4 separate regions of the Homo sapiens genome follow, and regions 1, 3 and 4 are each linked to region 2. The links are chromatin contacts, found by Hi-C or POLR2A ChIA-PET in ENCODE. All regions are on one chromosome and are shown on one strand. Each heading gives the region's core, a stretch centred on a gene start or an enhancer-like site at or near the end of the contact. The rest is flanking DNA. Distances are from core to core; before and after follow the strand shown. Region 1 overlaps ST6GAL1 (ST6 beta-galactoside alpha-2,6-sialyltransferase 1). Region 2 holds the start of LINC02043 (long intergenic non-protein coding RNA 2043). Region 3 overlaps ST6GAL1 (ST6 beta-galactoside alpha-2,6-sialyltransferase 1). Region 4 overlaps ST6GAL1 (ST6 beta-galactoside alpha-2,6-sialyltransferase 1).

The links. Hi-C counts contacts between places; a loop is a spot of excess contacts on that map. ChIA-PET counts read pairs that join two places held with the same protein, here RNA polymerase II (POLR2A). Pooled maps may share reads with other maps.
Region 1: a pooled map shows a loop between it and region 2 (2.5-fold over the local background). The contact joins the enhancer-like site here to the promoter of LINC02043 in region 2. A Hi-C loop is called at or near these places in 4 of 50 pooled maps. POLR2A ChIA-PET finds 5 or more read pairs at or near these places in 4 of 52 experiments (CD4-positive, alpha-beta T cell, PC-3, WTC11 and 1 more).
Region 3: a loop to region 2 is called in a pooled map, with 3 times the contacts of the local background. The contact joins the enhancer-like site here to the promoter of LINC02043 in region 2. A Hi-C loop is called at or near these places in 6 of 50 pooled maps. POLR2A ChIA-PET finds 5 or more read pairs at or near these places in 4 of 52 experiments (HepG2, activated B cell, activated CD4-positive, alpha-beta T cell and 1 more).
Region 4: a loop to region 2 is called in a map of PC-9, with 3 times the contacts of the local background. The contact joins the enhancer-like site here to the promoter of LINC02043 in region 2. A Hi-C loop is called at or near these places in 1 of 168 maps with a recorded cell type or tissue (PC-9), 5 of 37 single-sample maps with no recorded cell type and 7 of 50 pooled maps. POLR2A ChIA-PET finds 5 or more read pairs at or near these places in 1 of 52 experiments (RWPE1).

What each region holds. Positions count from the first base shown.
Region 1 is chr3:186,981,977-186,989,388 of GRCh38, forward strand. All of the region lies in intron 2 of ST6GAL1 (ST6 beta-galactoside alpha-2,6-sialyltransferase 1), which reads left to right. It overlaps LOC124906314 (a long non-coding RNA gene), which reads right to left. Exons shown (of 3, transcript XR_007096208.1): 2 at 5,622-5,695; 3 at 1,321-4,715. Among named protein-coding and RNA genes, the nearest start is that of ST6GAL1, 55 kb to the left of the region's middle. RefSeq lists an enhancer at 4,105-4,234. Within about 2 kb of position 3,940, at least 8 of the 41 ENCODE cell types and tissues checked have a DNase peak (open chromatin) inside an H3K27ac peak, as active enhancers do.
Region 2 is chr3:186,822,172-186,829,103 of GRCh38, forward strand. It overlaps LINC02043 (long intergenic non-protein coding RNA 2043), which reads right to left and starts at 3,350. Exons shown (of 4, transcript NR_125409.1): 1 at 3,136-3,350; 2 at 2,271-2,541; 3 at 1,374-1,450. It also overlaps the pseudogene MCF2L2P1. RefSeq lists a silencer at 5,183-5,422.
Region 3 is chr3:187,041,591-187,048,656 of GRCh38, forward strand. ST6GAL1 (ST6 beta-galactoside alpha-2,6-sialyltransferase 1) reads left to right here. Exons shown (of 8, transcript NM_173216.2): 4 at 1,064-1,720. The coding sequence starts at 1,114. Among named protein-coding and RNA genes, the nearest start is that of RPL39L, 94 kb to the right of the region's middle. RefSeq lists enhancers at 244-313, 2,564-2,833, 2,944-3,053. Within about 2 kb of position 2,846, at least 9 of the 41 ENCODE cell types and tissues checked have a DNase peak (open chromatin) inside an H3K27ac peak, as active enhancers do.
Region 4 is chr3:187,059,565-187,066,878 of GRCh38, forward strand. The region is part of intron 5 of ST6GAL1 (ST6 beta-galactoside alpha-2,6-sialyltransferase 1); the gene reads left to right. Among named protein-coding and RNA genes, the nearest start is that of RPL39L, 76 kb to the right of the region's middle. RefSeq lists an enhancer at 6,070-6,249 and a silencer at 7,197-7,246. Within about 2 kb of position 5,012, at least 17 of the 41 ENCODE cell types and tissues checked have a DNase peak (open chromatin) inside an H3K27ac peak, as active enhancers do; they include PC-9, where a contact is called at or near this core.

The sequences.
Region 1 (7,412 bases), core at 2,690-5,189, 160 kb after region 2:
TAATTCTCCTAACAACTCTATGATAGCAGTCACGCTATGATACAGGTCACACTGGTATTGTTTCACAAATGAATAAACGGGCCTAGAAAATTCAACTAGATTTCCCTAGGTTAGCAGTGGAGTTGGACTTCAAACCTAGGTCTGTGTAGCTCACAAATGAACACTTATTATGCTTATACCATTTTGCCTCATTAGAATAATAGGAAGTCCTTCCTTTTTTGGTGAGGAAGAAATTTAGAGATTGGTTACCCTGACTGGTGATACAGAGCAAAGCTATGTACAAATTGCATCAAAGGGTGGCAGATCCCTACATTCCCATCTAACATCACATCATTCCTAACCTTTTTCCATGTGGATAAGCATGACCTTAGTCAAGTCATTTCTTAGTAAGATAGATTGTTGGTTGCTCGTGACTCTCAGTGAAGACCCAGTAATGCCAAGAATCATGGCAGACAGTTAGGGGGAATATGTATCTTCAACTATGGGGCAGTATGGCAAAGATATTGAGGGCCAGGAATTTGACTACTTTTGAGGAGCGATGACAACTGAGTACAGGAAGTGAGAGGAAGGGAGCATGTACCGTGTATCATTTAATCAACCTTGAGCTTGAGACCAAAGGGAACATACCCTAAGTTTAACTAGGATGGGTTTATCCAGATATAATGGCATCACATCGTAAATTGAAAAGTGTCTGTGTGTAATTCTCTCTGTCTTATTTCTTCGAGAAGGAGTTTCGCTCTTGTTGCCCAGGCTGCAGTGCAATGGTGTGATCTCGGCTCACTGCAATCTCCGCTACCCGGGTTCAAGTGTTTCTCCTGCTTCAGCCTCCCAAGTAGCTGGGATTACAGTCGCCCGCCACCATGCCCAGCTAATTTTTTTATTTTTAGTAGAGACGGGGTTTCACCATTTTGGCCAGGCTGGTCTTGAACTCCTGACCTCAGGTGATCCAGCCACCTCGTCCTCCCGAAGTGCTGGGATTACAGGCATGAGCCACCGCGCCCAGCCCCAATTCTCTCTTTTTAATAGTAATCTAATTACATTTATTTGGCTGCTTTGTTTTCTGTCTCAGGTACGCTAAGTTTGTCTCTCAAAACTCTTTGTGGGCAGGAATTGTAGTTTATATGGTAGTGATGGTTGTATTTTAATTTCACAGAGTGTCTAGCAGGTAATAATTAGCCAATAAAATGTTTCCATTCATTCACCAAATATTTACTGGATAGTTACCACGGTTTGGGCACTGGACATAAAGGTGCTAGGGATACAGTGATAATTATTACTTGGCAGTTGAAATGCTTACGGTTTTAAGGGAAGACAGACATGTAGGCACATTAAAATGACATTTTAATTTGATTAGAATATAATTGAGATTTAAGTAAAACTTATTGGGAACTCAGATGGGAAATAATGAGAAAACAAAGAGAGGGAGGCAGATTTAAGAAATATTCTGAGAGTAGAAAATAGAAGCTTGCGACCTATTCAGTTGGAATCAACACTGTTTATAGGATTGCTCTAGGGGCAGTGAGGCACTGGCGTGGACAGTGATCCAGGGGCACTCAGGGTGAGGGATGAGTTGAATATGAGGTGAGAAAAAAGGGAAGTTGAAGATACCAAGCTTAGCAAGGTAGTAAGAGGTGGAGAGAGGAAGGGAGGGGATTATAATGGTTATTATATAGGGAGTGCTTATTACTATGTGCAAGGTAATTAACACGAATTGCCTCATTTTTTCCTCATAATAAAAGAAGTAGGCACTTTTGGGGATACAGACACTGAGAGCAGTTGAGTAGCCTGTCCAAGATCAGACCTTTGAGGAGTGGAGGAGTTAGGTTTACGCCCAGGAATCCTTGCTCCAGAGTAAACAGTCATGCAGCTGGGTGGAGAAAAATTCCACTAGCTGATCAAGAACATCCGAAAAGCTCTCATGCTGATAACTCCCAAATATGGATCTCCAGCTCACACCTTCTCCCTGACCTCTAGACTTTCCTATCAGGCTTCCTACTTTACGCTCTGTTTGACAGTCTCATCTCAAACTCAGAATATCCAAAGCTGAACTCCAGATTTCCTCTGCCCCCAGGTCTGCTCTTCCTTTGTCTCCTCTTTTTCCATTAAAGTAGCACCATCCGTCTAGTTGCTTGGGCTCCAACCCTTGGAATCATCCTTGACTCTTCTCTCTCTCACACTCACATCTAAAATATCGGGCATGATTTTCAAAGCACGTCTAAAATATACCCACTTCTCTGCCTCCACTGCAACCAGCTGGTCTAAGCCATGAGCATCGCTCACTGGGACTGCTGCTGTCTCCTTACTACTATCCCTGCCCCCTATTCCTGTTCCCACATGGCAGCCTGAGCAATTCTGGCATATTAAGTCAGATCTGGTTGTTCCTCTGCTCAGCCTCCTGCAGCAGCTCCTATTTTATTTGCTAAAAGCCAGAGTTCTTGCCAAGACCTCAAAGGCCCTGCCCAGACTCCTCCACCTCCCCGACATCGTTGTTTGTTCCTCCCGGACCCCGTCTCCATGTACCCTCTTCCTTGATCCTTTCCTTCCAACCAGTGCACACCAGTGCACTCCTGCCTTGAGCCTTGCCGCAAACACGCTTCCCCAGATATTGTGGGACTCATTCCTCCACTATCTGCAACTCTTTGTTCAAATGTCCCCTTCTCAGTGAGTTCTCCTCTGACTGCCCTTTGGAAAATGGAAACCTACCTCAACCCAGTACTTCCGATCTCCCCTTTCTTTCCTTCCCTTCCTCCCTTCCTTCCTTCCTTCCCTCCCTCCCTCCCTCCCTCCCTCCTTCCTTCCTTCCCTTCCTCCCTTCCTTCCTTCCTTCCATCCTTCCTTCCTTCCTTCCTTCCCTCCCTCCCTCCCTCCCTCCTTCCTTCCTTCCTTCCTTCCGTCCTTCCTTCCGTCCTTTCTTTCTCTCTTTCTCTGTCTCTCTCTTTTCTTTCTTTCTGAGATAGGGTCTCGCTCTGTCACCCAGGCTGAAGTGCAGTGGCACGTTCTCGGCTCACTGCAACCTCCACCTCCTGGATTCAAGTGATTCTCCTGCCTCAGCCTCCTGAGCAGCTGGGATTACAGGTGCCCACCATGACACATGGCTAATTTTTGTATTTTTAGTAGAGATAGGGTTTCACCTTGTTGGTCAGGCTGGTCTCGAACTCCTGACCTCAAGTGATCCGCCCACCTCAGCCTCCCAAAGTGTTGGGATTGCAGACGTGAGCCACTGAGCCTGGCCCTATCCCCCCTTTCTTGTACTCTACTTTGTTCTCTAAGCACTTAGCATCTTTTAAGATACCAAATAATTTTTTTAATTTGTTATATTTACGGCTCTTAGTGTCTCCCTCTGCTAGTATGTAAAACTCTAAGGGTGTTGATCTTCATCTGGGTTATTCACTGTAGTATCCTATGCACTAAGAATTATACTTAGCACTTAGCAAATGTTTAATACATTTTTTTTTAAAGTGAGTAAGCGTAGAATATAAAGCTTTTGTGCAGGTCTCTAAAAGTTTTTGAAAGGATATGATCTGAGGCTAGGCACTCCCAGCACTTTGGGAAGTCAAGGTGGGTGCATCTTGAGCTCAGAAGTTCGAGATTAGCCTGGGAAACATGGCGAAACCCCGTCTCTTCAAAAAGTAAAAAAAAAAAAAAAAAATTAGCTGGTCCTGGTGGAGCATGCCTATAGTCCCAGCTACTCAGGAAGCTGAGGAGGGACGATTGCTTGAGCCTCAGAGGTGGACGTTGCAGTGAGCCGAGATTGCGCCACTGCGCTCCAGCCTGGGTGGCAGAGTGAGACCCTGTCTCAAAAAAAAAAAAAGAAAAAAGAAAAAGAAAAAAAGACGAGGTCTGGAGTCTGAGGGAGATGTCACTGGGGGCTGGTCATGTGGAAGCAGGAATCTTCCCCGTGTATGTGGGCATTTCAGGACTGGCAGGAAGCTGGTCCCAGGGGAGGCTAAGCTGGGGAGGATGCCTGAAAGGCATTAGTGGGAGGGAGTTTGAAAAAGACCCAGAGACGCCTGTTTGAAATAAGTATTGGAAAGGACTCTTTAGATTTTGCAATTAGAAAGGCAGTTTCAGTGGAATGATGTGAACCGACTTCAGTTATTTGAGGAACCAGTAGAAAGTGGGGAAGTGTAAGCAAGTCAAGAGACCCCGCCATAAGGAAGCAGAGATTAGGTTGCCGTTTGAGGAAGTGATTTGTTTGAGGTATTTTTTTTTAGCTCCACAAAATATCATGTTTCGGGTGTGAGTAGGGATGGGGTAAATGACACACTAAGCTAATAACATCCAAACCAGCTTGTGAAACATCGTGCAAGTTATATCTGGTTCATACCAAAGAGTCGCTACTCAGTCCAGGCCTCTATCATGCCTGGCACATAGTGTTGAATATTGTATTCAATAAATATTCAACAGTAAATATTTGTTGAATACAGTATTAAATACTATAGAATTTAGACAGGTCCCTGTATCAACAACAGCAACAATGACCACCACCACCACCACCACCACCACAACAAAATAACAAGAATGTCCAATGTAGGGGGTTGCTTTTTGATCCACTTGCCTTTGGCTAGTGGTGTCTTTCTCTCCTTAGCGCCATATTCTTCAGCACTTTTCGGCAGCTGTATGTGGTTCTATTTTGGTCTCCTCTTTACTGCACGGCGATTATGTTTTCAAGAGGCAAATCTTCAGGGTGACTAGAGTGACACGTTATCTGAGTTCTGGATGGAGGTAAAGGAATATCACGGTGAGTCTGGGGAAGCAAGGGGACAAGAGAGTTGGCCAAATGAGGCGGAAAGACCCCAGACTTGCGATCAGAAGAACCTGATGTCAAATCAGATGCATCTTATAGCAAGTCGAGCCACCTCTCTGAAACTTGAATTTAAATGATCTAAGGTCATTTCCTTTGGATTTTATAGAAAGAATAGTGTCAGGAGAAAAAGAAAAACAAGGAACCATGACTTGCTAAACATACTCAGAACCAAAGGTTTTCTTTCTTTCCTTTTAAAAAAAAGTGATATACAGTGAATACAGGCTTAGTTCCCTAATGGTGGCAAATGATGTAATGTTCACAGATGTCCTGGGGGAAAACAGAACAATCAACTTCTATTTTACTCTTACCATTTCTGAGAGAAGTCAGGCAGACTGCATAGGAAAGGAAGGAAAGAAAGAAGGAAGGGAGGGAGGGAGGAAGAAAGAGAAAGAGAGACAGGGAGGGAGGGAGGGAGGGAAGGAAAGAAAAGGAAAGAAAGCAAGGAAGGAAGGAAGAAAGGAAAGAAAGGAAGAAAGAAAGAAGAAAGAAAAGCCCCTAAGGTTAGTAAGTATCTTATGTCCCTGGAACTACGCTAGGCACATACATACCTTACCACCTTCCTTATCCAGTGAAGGGTATTACATCAGTGTTTTAGGTAACCTACCCAAGGTCCACAGCTAACAATGGGGAGAGAGGATACAACAAGCCTTTGGGGGAGAAAATTGAAGCCCACGGCCCACAAGAAATAAAGCCAAGAAATGTAGTTGCTTAAAGTCAGCCAGATTCCCCAGCACCCAGCATAGTGTCTTATTCTTAGGAGAATTTGAGAAATATTTATTTATCTAAGGGATGGTTGGTTGGTTGAACGAATTACCTGAGGAAACCTGAAAATGTTTTTTGCTGAAGTGCTGTTGAAGGTCCTCAAGATCTTACGGAGATGGGAGAAACCTAGGGGGAGAGAAATAAAATTTAAATTTTCAAAAGGAATAATTATAAACCAACTGTATCAGGCAGTAACTGAGTTGACCTATGGAAAATGCATAGCACATGGTAGTACTCAACAAGTGATAACTATGATATTTAAGGGAATTATTATTATCATTAAATAAATATGTTTCTGCTGCTGCTTCTTATGCTAGAACTTGAGACACAGAGTTATTGGGGCTCGTATTTAAAAGCACTTTAGTTTTTCTGTATGCATAATATCCCATGGTGTAAGGTAACCTCTTTTCCAGTTGGCAGTCATGCCTAGCTTCTCATACCTCTGCTTTAGTTCCTGTTTGTGGTGTCGGCACAGTAAAATTTATATATGGCCATATAGCCTATATGTTAAAGACCATCCCAAGTATCTCCTCAGTGGTCAGGCATTTTTGTATGATACAGAAGCATACACTTTAATTGACATTGGTTGTGGTGGTAATTAACTTAAAACTCTTCGATTAGACAGTGAACATCTTTGTATCCTCAGTAACAGGATTTCTGTTCTCATAGACGACATGGTAAATGTGGACTGGATGATGGTTCAGTTGGTTTACACGTAGGGCTTCTGGAAGTGTCTCTAACGGGTGCTAATTTGTGTTGGTCATGGGGATAATGCTTCCTCAGCTCTAACCTGTGATTTAGATTAACACATAAAGGGCTTGTTGATCACACTGACGGAAAATTTGAAGCTGAGAGGGGTAGAAGCTATTGTATATGCCAGAATCGAGATTCCCTATAAATTTAACAGCTTACAGGAAGGACTGAGTGAGGAAAGACAGGCTGCACCAATATAAATGTAAAGACCTAGCTGTAGGCTCCAAATACCAATGGTTAAGCCAGGCTGTGTGTGTGTTTTGGGGTGGGGGGGTGGTGGTGGGGGCGGGTGGTGGTGGGGTTAAGGATTAGGACTTGTAAGAAAAGTTAGTGAGGTTATCAGTTGCTCACACTCTGTAATCCCAGCACTTTGGGAGGCTGAGGTGGGGGGAATCACTTGAGGTCAGAAGTTCGAGACCAGCCTGGGCAACATAGTGAAATCCCATCTCTACAAAAATTACAAAAATTAGCTGGAGGTGGTGGTGTGTGCCTGTATTCCCAGCTACTAGGGAGGCTAAGGTGGAAGGATGGCTTGAGTCCGAGAGGTGGAGGTTGCAGTGAGCTGAGATCACACCACTGCACTTCAGCCTGGGCGACAGAGCCAGAGCCAGACCCTGTGTCAAAACAAAAAACCAAACCAAACCAAACCAAACAAAACAAAAAAAGGCTAGTGCACCTGATTTCAACTAAGTGAGAATCATTAACATGAAGCTACTAAAAACTAACCAGAAACTTTCAGTATTTGCATCGTAGAGGTGTAGTCATTCCTCTTGTTTTACAGTAATTGGGTCACACCTGGAACTGAGCTTATTGTCATTCTTTTAAGAGTGAGGGGGGCAAATGGAAATAGGCCCAGAGGACAATAAACAGAAAAGTTAGGAGATTCAGAAACCATATTATCTAAAGAATGATTCAAAGACTGAGACTATTTAGCTTGAAAAAGAGAAGGTTTAGAAGAGTGCCATAGTCTTAAAAGGTTGTTTTTTGGAAAAAAGAACAGACGTTTGTTAGAACCAGGAAATGGATACTTAGGGGAATGGGGAAGAGTTCAGTCCAACGTATAAAAACATTTCTTAATTAATATTTTGCT
Region 2 (6,932 bases), core at 2,100-4,599:
ATCTTTCCCAAAATACTGAGCAAAATCAGTGGGTGAGTAAGATCATTCCATTCATTTTTCAAAAATGTACACTCACTTAAAATGTTGATGTATCCGGGCATGGTGGCTCAAGCCTGTAATCCCAGCACTTTCAGAGGCTGAGGCAGGCGGATCACAAGGTCAAGAGATTGAGACTATCCTGGTCAACATGGTAAAACCCCGTCTCCACTAAAAATACAAAAATTAGCTGGGCATGGTGGTGTGTGCCTGTAGTCCCAGCTACTTGGGAGGCTGAGGCAAGAGAATCACTTGAACCTGGGAGGCAGAGGTTGCTGTGAGCTGAGATCATGCCACTGCACTCCAGCCTGTTGACACAGTGAGACTTCGTCTCAAAAACAAACAAACAAAAAAGTTGATGTAACCAAGGTATTTGTTAAGGCCTGTGTGCTTGAATTTGTTTTTTGCTGGTGTATGTATGCATGTTTGCTTTGTTTTGATTTCTATGGACATTATCTAGGTATTTATGATGATTTCCATTGCCTAGGATGAAGACATCTGCAGCCAAAACTCCCTGAAAAGTTAGTAACAGTAGCATACCTGAAGTGACTGGTGCTATTCTGAGGCTGTTACTCTTTTTTTGAAACAGGGTCTTGCTCTGTCGCCCAGGCTGAGCGCGATGACATGATTTCGGCTCACTGCAGCCTTGACCTCCCAGACTCAAGCAATCCTCCTGCCTCGGCCTCCCAATGTGCTGGGATTACAGCACAGGCCACCACACCCGGCTAATTTTTAAAGTTTTTTTTAGAGACGGGGTCTCCCTATGTTGCCCAGGCTGGTCTCAAACTCCTGGGCTCAAGAGATCCTCTTGCCTTGACCTCCCAAAGTGTTGGGATTACAGGTGTGAGCCAACACATCTGGCTGGTTATTACTCGTATTACTAGCAAATGTTATTTATTGAGTTTCTATGGTGTACTAGACACTGTTCTTTTTTTTTTTTTTTGAGATGGAGTCTCGCTCTATCCCCCAGGCTGGAGTGCAATGGCACAATCTCGACACACTGCAACCTCTACCTCCCAGGTCCAAGCGATTCTCCTGTCTCAGCCTCCCAAGTAGCTAGGTTTATAGGTGCCCGCCACCATGCCAAGCTAATTTTTGTATTTTTTTTTAGTGCAGACAGGGTTTCACCATGTTGGCCAGGCTGGTCTCGAACTCCTAACCTCAGGTGATCCACCCATCTCAGCCTCCCAAAGTGCTGGGATTACAAGCGTGAGACACCCTGCCTTGGCCAGACACTGTTCTTGATGTACATTTTGCTAATCCTTCCACTAAATCTCCAAAGTAGATATCATTGTCTTCACTTTAGAAATAAAAAAATGATGCTTATGACCACCTACCAGCAAATCTTGATGCGCCAGGGACTGGGGGGAATAATCATTGACTAGCTGGCTATTATGAGTCACAGTTTCCATTCCTGCAAAATGAGAATTTTTTTGACTTAGGGGTGGGGTGTTCTCTAAGCTTTTTGCCTGATTCTAATTCTTCTGCTAGAAGCTGTGGGTTTACAGAGGTGAAAAAGATAGCCCTTCCACCAAACATATATTCTATTATATATATCTTATCTATATATATTATATATATTCTATTATATGTATCTTATCTATACATATTATATATTCTATTATATATATCTTATCTCTATATATTATATATATTCTATTTATCTTATCTCTATATATTATATATATTCTATTATATATCCCTTCCACCAAAAATATATTCTTTTATATTAATAAAATATAAACCCAGGGTCCAATGGAAAAGACTTAAGGGCAGACACAGAGTGGGATGTGGTTTGTGTTAGGAGAGGGCTGAAGGGACATCATGGCAGGCATTTGTGTGACCTCCCACAAAACACCCTCCTCCACTCTGACCTCACTTTGTTCTTCCTTCCCTTTGTCCTTATTATTTCCTTTCTGCTTCTCTTTCTTTTCTGTCTCCCTCTGCCCTGCCCTAGAACGGTGCCTTTCTAATTGTGGGTTATAACACATTATTAGTAGGTCATAAAATCAATTCAGTGGATGTGGACCAGCATTTTAAAAAGGGAATTAATAGAATATAAACTCCTTAAAAGGCGTCACTCATACTCAGGATAATACTGCTGTGTAAAATTTGTTTTAATATGTGTCAGCATGTGTACACTGTGTCAAGATGTAACACTTACATCCTATTTTAAGACCCTGCTGTAGACTAAACCAGGACCCCCATGGTGCTCCAGGCGTCCCCACCCTCACCTGTGGCACCAGGAGCTCCTGCTGTCACTGGCCCAGCTGGGTCCTGTGTCTTTCTCTGCGTTGTCAGGGCCTGCGCTGGCAGTCCACCTACAGGGAGGTGGAATCCGGGGCTTGACGGCACTGGGAGGATCCTTCATCTTTCCAGGCTCAAGCAAATCCTCGCCTGGAGGCGGGGAATGGGCTAGATGACCCCTGAAACAGTCCAGTCCAGCATCTGAGAGCTCCTCTGGGTCCAGCCCTGTGCCGCCTTTCCACGCTTCCCTGCAGGGCCCTGGGGAGAGCAGAGAAAGCAGCTGCCAGCTCCAGGCAGTCATTTTACCCCAGGTGCCACTTACCCTGCGGAGGGGCTGGAACCAGCTAATCATTTTACCCCAGGTGGCACTTACCCTGCGGAGTGGCTGGAGCTTCTCAGGTTTTTCAGTTCCTGTGTCACCTCCCAGCCCTGCCCACCACATGCTGTGGGTGTCTATGGCTGACGAACGCCCCTGAGCCAGGCCAACCCCCAGCCTCCCAGTGGGTGGCTCTGTGGTCCCTGGCAGCCCCGGCATCATCCGGAGCACAGAGGCCATGGACACTCAGGGGATGGTCAAGGTCGTAGCTCCCTCCGTTCTTCCGTTCCTCCCTCACAGAGCTTTCAGCAAGATAGATGGTCATTCTTCTGTCCTCACTGCTCCCGGCATAAGGGGACCCCAGGGCTGGATGACTTCCCTAAAGAGGAATCTCTCAGGGTTTCCTGCAGCCGCTCCCAAGTCCCGTCTGGAGGATGAAGGTGGCGGACACATCCCTGACGCAGTTTCTCCTCTGCCCTCCACCCCTCACCCATCCCACCTCCTGGACTAGGAACTCAACCAGGACTTGCTTCAACCTGAGAAGATGGTGTCCAGCCCCCTTGGAGCCTGCCAGCATCCGGCGGGATTTCAGAGGGGCCTCCAGGGAGGCGCTGCCCAGCTGCCCCCAGTGTTGCTCACACAGCCCCCACTGATCTGCTCTGGGGAGGCCACGGCCCCAGAACGCGGCTTGTGGGGGGCCTGGGGCAGCAGGCCGGGAGACGTCACTTGTCCGCTGCCTGCTCACCCAGATAACTGCAGCTCCCTCCACTGCCGCCTACAGCCCTCCCGCCATGCCTCTGCCCAGAAGGCCCTCCCTCTCCAGTCCTGTCCGCCCCTCAAGGCCTGCCCAAACCTCCCTGAATTCTCGCCTGAGCAGACACTTTCCTAGCACGGCTCCCGCCGCGTGGATTACTCAGCCGAGCCTCAGTCTGGGGCTGCCCTGTGCTGGGAGCTTTATGCAGATGCTCGGCTCCCTACCCTGGCTTGTGAGCCGTGTGGCGCAGAAACCGCATCTCACTCAGAGCGAGGGTAAAGAGCAGCAGGGCTGGAGAAGCCAGCTGCCCTGCCACAGGCCAAGAGGACTTGGCCAAGTGACCATTGCTGTCTGTTTCCCCAACTGTAAAGGGGGCTGAGACCCTTACAGGGTTGTGAGGCTTAAACTTTGACAAACGCCTACCATCCCACCAGGCACAGGGCAGTTGCTGAGTATTTGGCGGTGGCTGCTGTTCCCCACAGTGTCCAACACCTCCCGGGGATGTAACAGGTGCACCACGGGCAAGACTGATGGGTTTATCAGTTCACTGCGGAGAGAGGCAGGGATGGATGCACTTGCTTGTTCCTCTTATTTTCCCTTATGGGGAGCAGTGACACTTGGCAGAGGCTGCCAGGGAGATGGGAAATGGACATTAATTACGGGAAAGAAAAGGAGGCAAGAAGGGGAGGAGGGTGGGAAATAGACAGGGGAGGAAGAAGGGACGGAGGCATGGTTAGAAGACAGGCAAGCAAAAAAGACGACTGTTTTCTTGGACGAACAGGGAGGTAGGGCCATGAAAAGCATGTGGACGCTTCTTCTCAGTGAATTAAGGCATTTCAGCGCTGGAAAGAGCCTGAAAAAATCAGACTCCCTTCACAGCCCAGCGGAGTGCAGGCCCTGGGAGAGCAGGAGTTAGAGATGGGGAGGACCCCGCCTGCAACAGGCACTGCCTGCTACACCCTGCCATGGGCAGAGGGGCTGTCCTCCCACCCCAGAGAGGCCCCATCCTTTCCTTTCTTTCCCCAAGGCTGCTCCAGCAGGGAGTTTAGCTCCATGGACACCTTTGAAGGCTATGAAGGTGCAGAAGACATGGAAAAGGTGAGCAGCGCTCTGAACGTAATTTCTTTCTTTCTTGTTTATTTCATCTTCTTCCTCCTTCCTATTCATCAGCTCCTCCTGCCTACTGTCCCTCGCCTCCATCCCTCTCCCCCTCTTCAGGATTCTCACCCATAAGGACCTGGTTAAGCCAGGGAACCGAGGTCACTAGTCCTCAAAGTGGCTCTGACCCTGCTAGCCCGGCATGTCCCCACGTGGCTGTCTCCTTGGCGGTGCGCTGGTGTCCGGTCATAACTGGGGCTCCCGCTGAGAGCCCCGTGGCCCAGGTGGGAGGGCTGGGGTGGGCCTCAGCCTGCCAGCGGAAGTCACCACATTGCCCGGCCTGGCCACAGCCTCCAGCAATAACTCTGAGGGTGCACCCGTCCCCCCCCCCGCCCCCCCTTCCAGCTCGCGGGGCCTTTTCCAGTTGGATGACAGTCACGAAACCTGTTCCTCCAAATCCGCTTTCCTGGAGAGGAGAGAAAGCACCCAGGGAGAAAAAGAAGAACGCGATGAGGAAGCAACGTGAGTGTGAGCGAGGAAAACTAAGCGCCTCTGTGGGCCACGGCGTCTCTGACTTTCTTCTCGGAATTGCAGGGCGACCGGCAGCACCAAGAAGGAGCGTGCTGGGGCGTCCACGCCGGCTGACTCCTGCGGGGGCGACGGCTGGTTTCCAGGCGAGGGCGCGGCGCCCGAGGACCTCCACCCCGGAGAGCTGCCCTCCCTGCGGTCGCCCCGGCTCCCCGGCTCCAGAGCGCCCGCATTCCCGAGAGAGGCGATGTGGGGGCCCGGGCCCTGCCCAGCTACGCAGAAAGCAGCCGGGGCCGCGGCGGCGGCAGAAAGGGGACGCCCAGGGCCGCCTCCCGGGAGCCCGAGGGGTGCCCTGCGTGCTCGTCTAGCTCCCGCCGCCCGGCGAAGGACCTCGCGGGACGGGGACCCCTAGTGCGCCTGCGCGAGCGCGGCGGGCGGAGGCAGACGCTCGCGGAGGCCACGCCTCCTAAGGCTCGGCCGAGCCTAGGAGGAGCCGGAGCTGGCTCGGGGCTGCTCCCACCCGCCAGCGCCGGCTGCCCAGCCTGGCAGTGGACCGGGTGTGCAAGCCACTTAGCACCTGACAGGTTAATTCAGAGGGGGTGGTTCCAAGGTAACTGCTGAGAGATTTACGTTTGGATTTGTTAGTTTAAAAATTAGTTTTCCAGTTACCCGGGCTGGAGTGCGATGGCGCAATCTCTGCTCACTGCATCCTCCGCCTCACAGGTTCCTGCAATTCTCCTGCCTCAGCCTCCCGAGAAGCTGGGATTACAGGCATGTGGCACCACGCCCGGCTGATTTTTGTATTTTTAGTATAGATGGGGGTTTCACCATCTTGGTCAGGCTGGTATCGAACTCCTGACCTCAGGTAATCCGCCCGCCTCGGCCTCCCAAAGTGCTGGGATTACAGGTGTGAGCCACTGCGGCCTGCCGATTTTCAGAATTTTCGTCAGAGGTTTGCATCTGTTTAGTTTTTTAGTTATCTTCAGACTTGTCATGTTTTCTTTTCATAAGTTGCAAATTAACTTTTCTGTTTTTAATTTTTACTTACTTAGTTTTAAGGTGTATTTACTTTCAGAATTTCTTAGGTTTAACATTGCTGTCAGTCAGGGTCCAATCACTGAAATAGACCCCACACCAATTATTTTAACAGAAAATTTAATATAAGGAATTGTCACACAACTATTGGAGAACTAAAAAGGCAAAAAAAAAAAAAAAAAGGATGATATTGAGATATCATGGAGATTTCAACTGCAAGAAGCAGCTACTACCTCAAGAGCTAAGGGAACAAAAAGAAGTTGGAATGATCAAAACTCAGAAGTCTGAAGATGGCCCCAGGGCTGGGGTTGTTCTTTGCGGAGGAGACACTGCTCAGAGCCTGGGGTCTGGGAGCTGGATGCAGAACTCGGGAGGGGACATGGCCAGCTCGTGCTGGTGTCTCTGAATGGGCATCATCAGGCTGGTTATGGGAGTGCTGGGAAAATGACAAGCTGGAACCAACTGCTGCTACTGACACCACCTGTCATTCTCAGAGTGGAGACCTGTTGCTAGAACGCTGACAGGAACCCAGGAGCACAGGAAGGAGCCCATCGTGACCCTGCACCACAGAGCAGGGGCGGGGGTGGGGGTGGGGGGCAGGGGGATGTAAAAGCTGAGGACCATCCCAGCACACTTGCTTTGGAGTTACGTAGAGCTCCGTTAGGATTCAGTCAGTTTTGGAATGGTTAGGGGTGATTTCATTTTTTCACTACATGTGGGATCTGGCAGAATCTTCAGTCTCCTGGTCTTGTTTCTGGAATGGAGTGGGTCACGAACACCTCACAGGAGTCTCTCCCAGGAGACTTGAGAGGATCACTTTAGAATTTAAGAAAACAAAAATAACATGTCTCACTTTGTTCACAAAGAAGCCCTTTGACAAAGTGGCCAAAAACGGGCAGAGCCTAAGGAACAGACTCT
Region 3 (7,066 bases), core at 1,596-4,095, 220 kb after region 2:
CTTGCAGTTCTGTGCATGTTGTACTGGAAAGGACATGGGTTATGGAATCAAATCCACTTCGATTTGAACCTCAGTGCAACCATTTCCTCAGCTCTGTGAGCTTGGGCACTTCCCTTGACTTCTTAGAGCCTCAGGTTGCTAATCCATAAAATGGAGATTATAACACCTTTGAAGTGAACCCTGTACAGGTTAGGAGATGCCCTTCGTATTAGACTATGCTATGCGTGGTGCCCCCAGAGTTGTGTCTCATGGTGGCCCTGGTTATGGTGAAGTTAAGTGAAATAACATCTAGCGTGCTTAATGAATTTTTGTTTCCATTTCCTTAGTTGGCTACATGTCTGCTATCTTACCCAGAATTCCTAGCCTCTATCATGAGGTGAGTCAGCTTCCTGTCTCAGCAGTGCTCTTCTTGCAGGGCACTGCACAAAACTGTGGTGGAGATAACCCTCGATCTTCTCATGCAGGAGTCCAGCATCGCAGCCCTTAGAGAGATACATCAGAAATCTATGGCATCATCTATAACGAGAAGTCTTTTTCTGGCCATTTTGAAGGGGTGTTGGGCCACTTACTATTTTAGGAAGTTTAGGTCTGGTGATGTAAAACAGTCAGCCTGCTTTTTTTTATTCTATTTTTTTTTCAAGCATGCATGGCTTCATTTAACAAATGTTACAAGGCCCTAGGAACTGAGTGATTTGCAAGATGTGGTTTCTGACTTCAAGAAACTCAGAGTGCAGTCAGAGAGGTAGACCAAGGCAACCAGAAACTAATATTCAGCATAGAAAAAGTAATGATGGGAGGACATATAAAGTGTTCATGGCTCAAGAGGAAGAAGGGAGTGGAAGAGTGGAAGAGGAAGAGGGACTGCTGTCCACGTTCAAAGCCCAAATTGAGTCTGACTTTTGTCGAGAATTGCTTAACAGGCTGCAGAGGTGGCCAGGAGGTAGACCAGGGCTGGAATTCAAGTCACCTCATTTCAAATCTATTGCTCAGTCCATCGCTCCGCCTCATGCCACATTGGGTTTTTCTTTACATCATTTGTTTTTCCTTGTCTCACTTTTTTTAGGCTTGTTTTCCTGCTCAGAACAAAGTGACTTCCCTGAACACATCTTCATTATGATTCACACCAACCTGAAGAAAAAGTTCAGCTGCTGCGTCCTGGTCTTTCTTCTGTTTGCAGTCATCTGTGTGTGGAAGGAAAAGAAGAAAGGGAGTTACTATGATTCCTTTAAATTGCAAACCAAGGAATTCCAGGTGTTAAAGAGTCTGGGGAAATTGGCCATGGGGTCTGATTCCCAGTCTGTATCCTCAAGCAGCACCCAGGACCCCCACAGGGGCCGCCAGACCCTCGGCAGTCTCAGAGGCCTAGCCAAGGCCAAACCAGAGGCCTCCTTCCAGGTGTGGAACAAGGACAGCTCTTCCAAAAACCTTATCCCTAGGCTGCAAAAGATCTGGAAGAATTACCTAAGCATGAACAAGTACAAAGTGTCCTACAAGGGGCCAGGACCAGGCATCAAGTTCAGTGCAGAGGCCCTGCGCTGCCACCTCCGGGACCATGTGAATGTATCCATGGTAGAGGTCACAGATTTTCCCTTCAATACCTCTGAATGGGAGGGTTATCTGCCCAAGGAGAGCATTAGGACCAAGGCTGGGCCTTGGGGCAGGTGTGCTGTTGTGTCGTCAGCGGGATCTCTGAAGTCCTCCCAACTAGGCAGAGAAATCGGTATGTTCTGGGGTTGTTCTGTGAATGGCAGTGCTTATTGGGACTGGCTGGGCATATTGATGGTATGGGAGACAAGTGGCCCAAGTGTGGCTCAGCGGACCAGTGGAGTGGGCCCAGGGCAGTGTTTTTTTCAGAGTCACAAGTGACACAGAGGGAGTTGAACAGATGGCGCTCTAGGCCCCCGCATCTTTTATCAATTAGAAGAGCTTCATTATTGTTTCCTAATATTTTTAGTTGATATATAATAATTAGATATATTTATGGGGATATTTTGATACGTGTATTCAATGTGTAATGATCCAATCAGGGTAATTAGAATATCTATCACCTTGAACATTTATTGTTTCTTTGTGTTGGGAACAGAATAGTTTTATTTTCATCTGTTTTAAATATTGGAATTGTGTAGAAGATTTCATTTGAAAAAGAGAGTTCCGCTGCTACCAATAATCAAAAGCCTACAATTGACCTTTGAAAAGACTTGAAGCATAGATCTGCACATCATTTCCAGGTTCTGAAATTCTGTTGTTTTTCCTGATTAGTGGAGGACTCTATTGGCCTCAACAACCTGGGTAATTTTCAGCTTTTCTCTTTGAAAAGATTTAATTGGGTCAGTAATTCTTAACTGGGGGCTATGGACCAACTTCAGAGGGTCATGAATCCCTGCAATTGCGTGCAAAACTGTCTGTGGATTAGGTGTGTAGAATGTATGTGTATGCGTATAAGTGTGTCCGTGCATTTTTCCAGGAAGGGAGTTTGTAGACTGCAGTTTATTCTCTAAGGGATCTGTGACCCAAAAAAGTTTCAGAGTCACTGGTCACAACATATTAATTTGCTTTTCTTGAAACCCTTTGTAGTGAATCAAGATAGAAAGTCTGTCTATATTTGTAAACCTGTGTAACAGAGAGCCTTATTTCTCTTATGCTGAATGTGTTTTCCATTATTTGAAATGAATCAGCTAAAGAAAGCAAAGCACAGGAAGCTTTGCTCCTCTGTCAGCCTGGAGGTACTGGAGCAGGTGAGGTCATACGTCTCCTTTTTTATTTCCTTCATTTGACTGCCAGGAAAAATGGTCTGAAACCCAGCACAGGCTCTCAAAGAAAAGTAGGCCCAAACTGGATTCTCTAGAGCAGAAAGAAATGGTGAGATCACAGTTTCTACCTCCCCAAATAGGCAGCTGCCCCGCTGGCCGGCCCCACCTCAACTTCTGCTTTTGTATTTTTGGTTTTTCTTGGACTTTGTTTTCAAGAAACTAAATGTGATTGGTTTTTGTTCATCCATAATGGAGCTAAGTTTCTTTCTTCTCCATTTTTGCTGCTTATGTAGCAAATGTTTGGGATATCCTAGGTATTAGCTGATCCTTCTTCTTCATGTCAAGTTAATATTGCGTGCCTGGCTGAAATTGTACTGAAGTTTGAGACAGGGCCTGATAGCTCTGTTAATTAGAACTACAGCTTTAATTTTATGCACTCCTTAAAGATTTGGGGTGATTTAAGTAAACATTAATACAAATAATATTTTTCTATAGATTGCAGTTTCAACTTCAAAATAAGGATTTCCACAGAAGGACTTTGATCCTGAGATGTAATCAAAATTGCATGTTAGACTTCGAATGTTCTGCTGTTATGGGGTATATATCCTCTTGGCATTTTGTCTAACAAATATTTTAAGACATTCATATATTCTTTTATTTATTCATGGATTCATCAACAATACAAAGGGGAAAGGGAAGGGAAAGGCCCTTTGTTGAAGCCCGAGTTGCAGGCAGCGTGCCAGGCCCATACACTTCCTCCTGCATCTGGAATTTGTTGAGTCTCTTCCCAACTACTGGATGGATCAGATTATTTCAAATGGTTTTCTTTTACAAATAACATTGCTGACAAGGTTTTTGTGCAGATAACTTAGGTAACCACTATTGACATTCAACAGGGAAATATCCTCAGAAGTGAGGCTAGAAGACACGAGTAAGAGACATTTTATGACTTTTTTTTTTTTGTCCATAGCAAGATTTTCTATCAGAGAGAGTGTAATAACATACTCTGCCTCCAGCAGTCTCACAAACCAGCCAATGGTGGGCTCAGTCATTTTCAATTATTTTTGATAGTTTACTCATACATGTTAAGTATCCTAGATTTGCTGGAATTTTCATGTCAAACAGTAGCATAATTTTAAAACACTATCATCAATACAAGTGATGCTTATTATGCATCTGCTGAGTTCCTAACATGCCTTGCTCTTTTCATCCTCCCAGAAGTCCTGTGAGGTTGATAAGATTATTGGTCTCATTTTGCTGGAGAGCTAAATGCGGAGGCTCAAGTGGTCACACAACTGGCTAATAGCAGACTGAGGTTTGAAAGCAGAGTGCTTGCTTCAAAGACCCCACTCTTGGCACCTCTGCTGTTGTGCCTCATAATAATTGTAGCTTCATAATAAAATTCGGTGTGATTATTCTTTTATTATGTTAAAAATTTTCTTCTATTCTTGTCTATTAGCTGTCCTAGAGAGAAAGAGAAGGGTATTCTGAGTTAAGGCAAAGGCAAGAAGCAAAGGCTGCACGGGGAAAAGTGTGTTTGGGCATCACAAATAATCCTGTTTGGACGGCATGTGGGTCCTTGTGGGTGAAGATGGGTGAGGAACGAGGCCAGAAAGGTAGCTAGGCATTAGCTCTTAGAGAACGTTGATAGTCACAATAAGGACTTTAGGTTTCATTCTTTAAGCCATGGAGAGCCCTAGGAGGTTTTTGAACAAGGGAGACTTCTCACTTCTCTATGAGTCCCTGTTTTGTACTCTATAATGTCTCCATTATTAGGGACTATTGCCACAACCAGGTCAGAAGTGCCAGGCCTGCCCAGGCTGTGGTAGCAGTGATGAAGAGAAAGGACCTTACCTGAGAGGGCTCATGAAGTAAGAGGCAGAACTTACTATCTAGCTGGAAATGATCTTGAGTGAGAGGCAGGAGCCAGGATGTCTAGCCTGGGAGCAGGCTGTATCTTACCAAGGGGAGCATGCTTCCAGAGGAACGCAGATTCCACTTTGGATGTTCTGAGACTGAAGTGTGTGTGGATTTCCCTGGGTAGATATCTATGCTGTTGAGTACTTAATTCTAGAGAAGGATCAGATATCGAGATAGATTTACAAGTCATTTGTATCAAGGTGAGATAATGGTTATAATCCAGGGAAGAAGACCAATTAGAAAATCTAGAAAAAGATTTACATTTAAAGGACAAAGAAAAGAACAGGGAAAAGTCAGAAGGGTCAGAGACCGGCTAGAGGAGAACTAGGTGTGCACCATACAATGGAAGGCAAAGGGGGATGGAGTTTGAGGGATGTTGGCTGTTGGTATCAAAGTCTGCAGAGGTGGGACATATTCTTGGGCAGAATAAGGACTGAGAAGACACCTGTGAACTGAGTAGCTTGGAGAACATGATCAGTTATATCAGGGGTCAGCAAGCTTTTCTTAAAAGGCCGGATAGTAAATAGTTTTGGCTTTGAGGGCCATGATGTCTGTCACAACTACTCAACTCTGCTGTTGTACTGCAGAAGTAACAATAGATAGTAGTAAATGAACAGGCCTGGCTATGTTCCAACAAAACTTTATTTACAAAATGAGGGATGCACCAGATTTGTCCTTCAAGTCATAGTGTTTTGTTTTGTTTTTGACGGAGTCTTGCTCTGTTGCCCAGGCTGGAGTGCAGTGGCATGATCTCGGCTCACTGCAAGCTCCGCCTCCCAGGTTCATGCCATTCTCCTGCCTCAGCCTCCCGAGTAGCTGGGACTACAGGTGCCTGCCACCACGCCTGGCTAATTTTTTGTATTTTTAGTAGAGACAGGGTTTCACCGTGTTAGCCAGGATGGTCTCGATCTCCTGATCTCATGATCCGCCCACCTCGGCCTCCCAAAGTGCTGGGATTACAGGTGTGAGCCACCGCGCCCGGCCAAGTCATAGTTTTTTTTTTTTTTAACTCTGATCTATAGTATGTCTGTTTTCTTCAACCGGACTCAGAATGTAATTTTCCATAAATGGTTGTAGGATGTATTAGGCTAACTTGAAAATATAAAAGCGTTTGGTGATAAATTGTGATAAAATTTCTTTCATAATAATTTCTAGCTATTTAGAGTTAACTACACCTAGAGGCAGTGGATTTTGATGTATTTATGAATTTACTAACTTGAGCTGATTCTGTTGAATTTTCTAAGCGTGTGATTGTATAATCTGAATACAGTGATGCATTTATTTTTTCTTCTCCTAATTTGCCTCTTTTTCTGAGCTCTAATTCTAAGTTACAGAGAGGTGGTAGTTTCTTTTTTCTGCAGCCTTTCCCCCTCGCTAGGCTTGTTTGCTGGGATCTCAGTAGTTGTGGATTTCTCTTGGTGATTTCTTAGAGGCCTATTTGAGTTTGAAAGTTCAACTTTCAATTAGCAGGGAGGTTTGACAAACAGGATTTTTTTCTCTTTAAGTACCCAAGTCAGTTTAAAGTTTTCTTTTTAAAAATTTGATATATAATAATTGTACATATTTATGGGGTACATGTGATATTTTGGTACATGCATACAATGCGCAATGATCAGATTGGGTAATTAGAATATCCATCTCCTCAAAAAAGTTTTCTCCTTTGATTGGCTTTTTTCTTTTCCTTTCTTTTTTTTTTTTTTGAGACAGAGTCTTGCTCTGTTGCCCAGGCTGGAGTGCAGTGGCGTGATCTTGGCTCACTGCAAGCTCCACCTCCTGGGTTCACACCATTCTCCTACCTCAGCCTCCCGAGTAGCTGGGATTACAGGCGCCTGCCACCATACTCGGCTAATTTTTTTGTATTTTTAGTAGAGACGAGGTTTCACTGTGTTAGCCAGGATGGTCTCGATCTCCTGACCTCGTGATCTGCCCACCTTGGCCTCCCAAAGTGCTGGGATTACAGGTGTGAGCCACCGTGCCCAGCCTGATTGGCTTTTTTCTTAGAATCACGTCCAAACTTCATACCTGGGCCCCCATGTCCGTGTATGATCTGGTTCCTGCCAACCTCTGTAACTGTATCTTTGATTTTTCTTCCCCTCACTCCTTGTCTACAGTCAAGTCCCTGCCCTCATTGTGGTCCTGACACTTGCTGCATCCTCTGACTGGTGGACTTCTCTGAACCCTTCCCAAGGCTGGCCATCCTTTGGGTCTCAGCTCCAAGGCATTCCCTGAATCATCACTCTATGAAGGAAATTCCCTCAGTGTCTCTGGCACACAGCTCAGCTTGTTAGTGTCACAGTGTTTGTCACAATCCGAAATTATCTTATATGTAGGTTGTTGTCCGTCTTTACTGTCTATGTCCGTGCAGTAGAATGTAATATCTCTGAGGGCATGGACCT
Region 4 (7,314 bases), core at 3,762-6,261, 240 kb after region 2:
AGCCTGCTTGGGGTTGAAATCCAGCTCTGTCTCTTACTAGCTGAAGGATCATCAAGTTACTTCTCTCTAAAAAAGGGAGAATAATTCCCTTACAGGGTTGTTGTGAGGTGTAAATAAGAAAAATCTGTGCAAAGCACTTAGAACAATACCTGGCACATGTATCAATAAACGTTAACTGCACTTACTATTGATATTTGCAGACATTGGTAGGGGAGGGTACAATTGTGAGCAAAACAGGCTCAGCCTCTGTTCTTATGATGCAATCAAATAGTTTTACAAATAAATAAATTTGCAAAAAAGAACTAGAGAAGAGAGTGGTCAAGGTACTAGGAGAGCCCTGAAAGGGGAGATTTGAGCTATTCAAGGAGGTCAGAATCCCTAAGTAGGTGGTACTTGGCTGTGTAGAAGGAATGTGTGGATGTTGAAAAGGGTGGGATAAGAGCTTTTCAGGAAGAGGCAACAGCATGGGTACAGTTTTGTGTGGAAGGAAATGGGGGACTGGAAGGACTCAGGAAGAGGTGAGTATATGTGGGACTATGTGGTGAGAGACAAGGCTGAAAGCAAGAAGGAGTCAAGCCATGGTGCTGCACCGAGGCATCTTCTTTTTTCAGTGGGGGTAGGGGGGTTGGCCTGTCACCCGGGCTGGAGTGCAGTGGCGCGATCTCAGCTCACTGCAAACACCACCTCCTGGGTTCAAGCGATTCCCCTGCCTCAGCCTCCCGAGTAGCTGGGATTACAGGCGCCCACAACCATGCCCGACTAATTTTTGTATTTTTAGCAGAGACGAGGTTTCACTGTGTTGGCCAGGTTAGTCTCAAACTCCTGACCTCAGGTGATCCACCTGCCTCAGCCTCCCAAAGTGCTGGGATTACAGGCGTGAGCCACCTCACCCAGCAGGGTGAGACATCTTCTTTATGGCATGATCAGATTTGCATTTTGTAACCATCACTGGCTTTCATCTGAGCAGAGGGGCTGCAGTAGATGAAGACACATAGTTAGGAAGGTCTTACAAGTAGTCTGGGTTAGATACGCTGATAGCTTGCACAAGAGTAGGGGTGAAGGTGAATGTGAGAAAAGAATGTATTTAAGGGCTGCTTGCGATTTGCAGTCAACAGGTTTTAATGTCGCATTAGATGTGAGAAGTAAAGGGAGAGGGGCCAAAGGTGCAGCTCAGTTTCTTTCTTGTGTAACTTGGCAGCTAGAAGTTGAAATTAGAAGTCAGCCCCTTATCCATGGTTTCACTCTCTGCAGTTTCATTTATTTGTGGTCAGCTGCAGGCTGGAAATACTAAATGAAAAATTCCAGAAATAAGCAATTCAGAAGTTTTAAATGACACGTTGTTCTGAGTAGTGGGATGAAATCTTACACATCTTACTTTGTCCCTTCCTCATCACAGGAAGAAGGATGGGTACAGTACAATAAAATATTGAATAAATAAGCAAATTCAATAAAGTAGCAGGATCCGAAGTCAACACCCAAAAAATATTCATTTTTTCTATTATGTGCAATAACAATGAATGATCTAGAAAGGAAATTTAAAAAACAATTCCATTTACAATAGAATAGCATAAAAAAGCATAAAATACTTAGGAATGAATTTAACCAAGGAGTTGAAAGACTTATACAATGAAAACTACAAAATAGTTCTGAAAGAAATTAAAGGAGACACAAAAACCTGGAAGACATCCCATGTTCACAGATTGAAAAAAGTATTGTTAAGATGTCAATAATACCGAATATGATATGCAGATTTAATGCAATCGTTGTGAAAATCCAAAAGATATTTCTTTTTTTGCAGAAATAGAAAAAGCTATCCTAAAATTTATATGAAACCTCAAGGGACCCCGATTAACCAAACAATCCTGAAAAATAAGAATAAAGCTGGAGTTCTCTCACTTCTTGATTTCAAAAAATACATATGTTACAATAATCGAGAGAGTGAGGTACAAAGACAAACATATAAACCATTGGAATAGAATAAAAGTCCAGAAATAAAGTCTTGTATATATGTGTAAATGATTTTTGATGAGTGTGTCAGGATCGTTCAATGAGGAAAAGACAGTCTTTTTAAGAAATGATACTGGGAAAACTGGCTATCCACATGCAAAAGAATAAAGTTGGACCCTTACCTAACACCAAAAATAAAAATTAACTCAAAATGGATCTATGACCTAAATGTAGACCAAAAACTATAAAACTCTTAGAAGACAACATAGGGCAAAAACTTTATGACATCAGATTTGGCAATGATTTCGTCATTATTACACCAAAGGCATACATACGTAACAAAGGAAAAAATATACAAGTTGGACTTTATGAAAATTAAAAATAATTGTATATCAAAAGATACTCTCAACAGAGTAAAAAGACACCACACATAATAGGAGAAAATATTTGCAAGTCATCTATCTGATAAGGGATTAATGTACAGAATATATAGAACACTCTTCAAACAACAATAAAAAAAATCAAATTACCCAATTTAAAAATAGGCAAAGGACTTGAATGGACGTTTCTCCAAGATATACAAATGGTTAGTAAGCACATGAAAAGAGACTCAACTCTTTTTTGCTAGGGAAATGCAACCCAAGAATACAACACAGCACCACCTCACCCCCATTAGGGTGGCTTCTATGATCAGAAATCGGAATCCGTGGGCACTGTTGATGGGAATGGAAAATGGTCAGCCACTGTGGAAAACAGTACGGCAGTGCCTCAAAAACTTAAAAATGGAATTACCGTGTAATCTAATAATCTTATTTATTGGCGTATATGTACAGAAATTGAAAGAAGGGTCTTGAAGAGATATTCATACCCCCATATTCAGACTACTCTTATTCACAATAGCTGGACTGCAGAAGGAACCCAAGTGTCTGTTGATGTTGAATGGATACACAAAAGCTGGTTTATACATACAATAAAATATTATTCTAAAAAAGGAAGAAAATACCGAGATTGGCTACAACATGGATGAACCCTGAAGACATTATGCCAAGTGAAATAAGCCAGTCACACACACACACACACACACACACACACACAAAATACTATATGAATGTGGTTGCCAGGGAATGTGAGGTGGGAGGGGGAATGGGGAGTTACTGTTTAATGAGTATAGAGTTTCAATTTTGCAAGACTGAAAAAGTTTTGGAGATGGTTTGTGGTGATAGTTGCACAACAATACAAATGTACTTAATATCACTGAACTGTACACTTAAAAATGGTTAAGATAGTCAATGTTATGTTATATGTATTTTAATACAATTTTTAAATTGGAAAAAATGTCAGTAGGGGAGACAGTCACAGAAGTACAAACACTGTATGATTCCACTTTATATGGAACACCTGGAGTAGAAACAAAGTAGAATGATGTTTGCCAAGGGCTAGGAGGAGAAAGGAATGTGGAATTGTTGTTTAATGAATACTGTGATTCATTTTGGGAAGCTGAAAAAGTTCTGGAGATGGTGGTGATAGTTACACAACAATAGGAATGTACTAAGCTGAATACTTAAAGTTGCTAAAATGGTCAATTTTATGTTATGTATATTTTAAAAGCTTTCTTTTAAATCAACAGGGAGAAACCAGTTGATAGAGGGAGAAAGTGAATATACTAAAAAGAGGAGAAAATGATTAGTTACCCACAACATGATGGTGGTGGAGCCAAAGCGTAGTGGAGGATGAACCCCAGCAGGCGGGAGTCAGAGGGAAGAAGGTGCGAGTGGTGTAGCTGGAGGCAGTCAGTATTAGAAGGATGAGAGGGCTTCTATTTTCTCTGCAAAGTGGCATGCAAGGCCAAGTCAGAAGGAGGCTGAGGGGGAAAGAGGTTTTAGTAGAGAAGGTTTGAACAAAGAGATTTATAATTGTCATTGAGGTGAGTGGGACCGTCAGTAAACCTGATGAATGGAGTAGGATTTCCAGGCCATGCTGGGCTACTTTGAGGTTGAAGAGAATGAATTTAGAGAGAAACCAATCTCTGTTTGATACATGGATGGTAGGATCTGGAGGTGAGCAGGCAGCAGCAAAGAGGAGAGGGGAGAGGGGAGGAGCCCTCCCTGAGCACTCTCTTGGACTGCGGAGGCTACCTACTCTCTGAGCACTTCTTCGTGATGATTCAGTCTTCCTCACTGTGAAGAACGAAACCCCAGTCCTGCAAAGATTTGAAACTGTATTTAAGGCCAAAGTAAGGTTGCCTGGGAATTAAGAGTACTGGAGTCAGGCAGGCTTTGATCAGATCCCTCCCCCAACACTTCCTGTGTGAGTGACTTCAGCAAGTTGCTTTACTTTACCTTTCTGAGCCTCATTTCCCTTACTTGTAACACAGAAATATGAATAGTTACTATCCAGGGTTTTTTTTTAGGATCAAAGGAGTTACTATGTGTGGAGCATGTCACCCAGAGGCTGGTATGCAGCAAGTGCTTTGTAAATAGTAGCGATGGGCACTACTGAAACCTGAATGTCTGCCTCTGCCTGTTTGCGAATGACTCCACCTTCCCAAATCCCAACAGGGAAGGTGAGTCAGCTTGAGACCACTTGAGAGGCATCTAGCAGAAGGGAGGCAAAACTTCTGTTAAAGGATAATTTTTAGGGAAAAAAAGGTAAGATGATGACTCTCATACAGATATTAAAAATGAATTCATCATGAAGATTTTATTTTACTCGTATGATGGAACCAGGCAGATATTACAACTGGTTCAAAGGAAAAGTCAAAGCAACACAAATTTGGAGTAAAGGAGTTGAACTAGTTTTTCTGTGAGATAAGGCAGGGGGAGGGGAGAAATCAATTGAAACTCTCCTGGGCAGCATCCTGCCCAGTAGGCACATGTATTAGTTGCCTACAATTCACAAAGGGTTGCGAAATAGCTCCCGTGGAATCAGAATCTGACAGGGAGGAAGAGTGTGCTCAGAAAATGCATGGCTTTCTACTGAAGCAGATTTTTTTCCCATTACACTTCTAGATCTCTGTGCACCATTGTGCCAGGGCTGCGAGGAAGGTGGCCCACTTCCCGGGATACACTACCCACCCTCAAGAGAGCCTTTCCTGCTGCTTCTTAGGCAAGTCAGCTCTCTTTTCTCACCTCCTGTAAGCAACACTAAGTATCTGGCTGTTCCTTTCGTACTCGAGTCCTGGCCGCTCCATGACAGCACTTGTGGTGGTACTGAACTGTGATGGACACTTTCTATCATTGCCCTTTCTTACCTTGATATCCTAAAAAGCTGGTGGTCTGTCTTCTCTATCTTTTGTCCTGGTCAGTTATCCTAACTATTTTGTGTCTGTTTCTGTGGATTAGTAAACGGGGTCCCCACCCCCACTCCACAAGGAGAACATCTGGCACCCAGAAGTCACTGAGAGAATAGCTGTTGCTTTGGTAGAATTCTGCCTCTGAGTGGCTTGTTCTTTTCCCAGACGGAGAGGTCTCCTGACAGCAGCTCTCTTCTTTTTCTTTTTTTTTTTTTTTGAGACAGAGTTTTGCTCTTGCGCTCAGGCTGGAGTGCAGTGGTGCACTCTCGGCTCCCTGCTCTGCCTCCTGGGTTCAAGTGATTCCCCTGCCTCGGTCTCCCAAGTAGCTGAGATTACAGGCATGCACCACCATGCCCAGCTAATTTTTTGTATTTTTAGTAGAGACAGGGTTTTGCCATGTTTGCCAGACTAGTCTCAAACTCCTGACCTCAGGTGATCCACCTGCCTCAGCCTCCCAAAGTGCTGGGATTACAGGCATGAGCCACTGCGCCTGGCTTTAGCAGCTCTCTTCTAAAGCCATCTGGACCCACATTTGTTCAGCTCCCCTCCCTTGGCCATGATGAAGGCATGCAAAACAAAAAAGGCACTTTTCTTATTGAGAAGGTGGCTTTTTATAGAGAATGGTGTCATACTGTTAGGTTTCAGGCCAGCAGACCTAGTCAGGCATGTGACACTTCTGTGCCAGGTGTGGCTATGAGAGTCAACAGGAAAAATGATATATGTAAATGGACAGGTCTTTAAATAAATGCAGTTTTGACTATAAGAGTAAGAAGGTTTCTGTGAGACTCAACTCAGTACCTCCTGTACCCTGTGGGCCTGAGAGAGGAGACAATGGGACAAGAAGACCCAGTGGCTTCCTTGGAAGCTTTTGTGCTAGCTGGAGAGAGAAGACCTACTTCCTATATGCCTAGCAACAGTCCACACTGACTGGACTGCAACCAGGACATTTCCAGATTACTCAGTGGGGCTTATCTTGAAATAATAGTTGATGCCATTTGTTAAATATATTATATATACCATCTAAGGGTCTTACATGCCTTCTCTCATTTGATCTTCATGGCAAACCCTGTGAGGTATGACCACCAACCACCATTTTACCTCAGAACTCAGGCTCCCAGAGTTTAAGTTGCTCACAGGAGCCCAGAAAGTAAGCGACAGAGGTGGGATTTGGTTCTAGGTGTTTGCCACCAGCACTTTAAATCACCAAAGCTTTCTGGAAGCTCCAACTTTTCTTCTCAAGATACTGAAAGACAGGTATCTGGATGGGTTGGCAGGGCGGGTGGGAGGTGGGCGAGATTTCCATCAACAACGGGTCTAAAACCAGCGATGGTGAGCTGGGTGATTTTGATGGAACCCCTGCCATACAGTCTATTAATATCATAATTGGAGCTAAAATTTAATCATGATGGCAATCATGAGTTCTGGGGCTTCTTGATTTGGGCCAGCAGACACAGTCTCAGTCACTAGTTCTCCGAATCAGAGAAAGGATGCCTTCAGGCTGTGTCTTCACATGGCTTTTCCTCTGTGCGTGGTGGAAAGAGAGAGCTCTGCGGGTCTCTTCTTGTTGTAAGGACACTGGCCCCATTGGATTAGGGCCCCACCACATGACACATTTAATCCTAATTACCTCCCTCACAGCCCTATTTCCAAACAGGGTATTAGTCACATTAGGGATTAGGGCTTCAACATAGGAATTCTGGGGGCACACAATTCAGTCTATAACAGAGGGAAAACAGATTTGAGAAGAAAAAAGTCCAAAATATGCACAGTGGTAATATCTGAAGATGTGCGTGCGTGCGTGTGTGTGTGTGTGTGTGTGTGTGTGTGTTTCTATTCTTGCATTTTCTAACTGTCCCCAGTGAGTATTTGTTACTTTCTAACTGAGAAGGTTACTTTAAACAGTGTCTTGAGCAGCAGCACTCCATGCCCTGGTGTAGCCTTTTCCTGGCAGATGTTCCCCAGGGCTCTGCTGCTCTGCCAATGACTTATTCTCAGCATGAACTCCTCCCCTGCCCCCTAAGAGGATCTCCAAACCCAGGTCACACTCCCCCTGCAGGTAAGTACAGGCGTTTGAG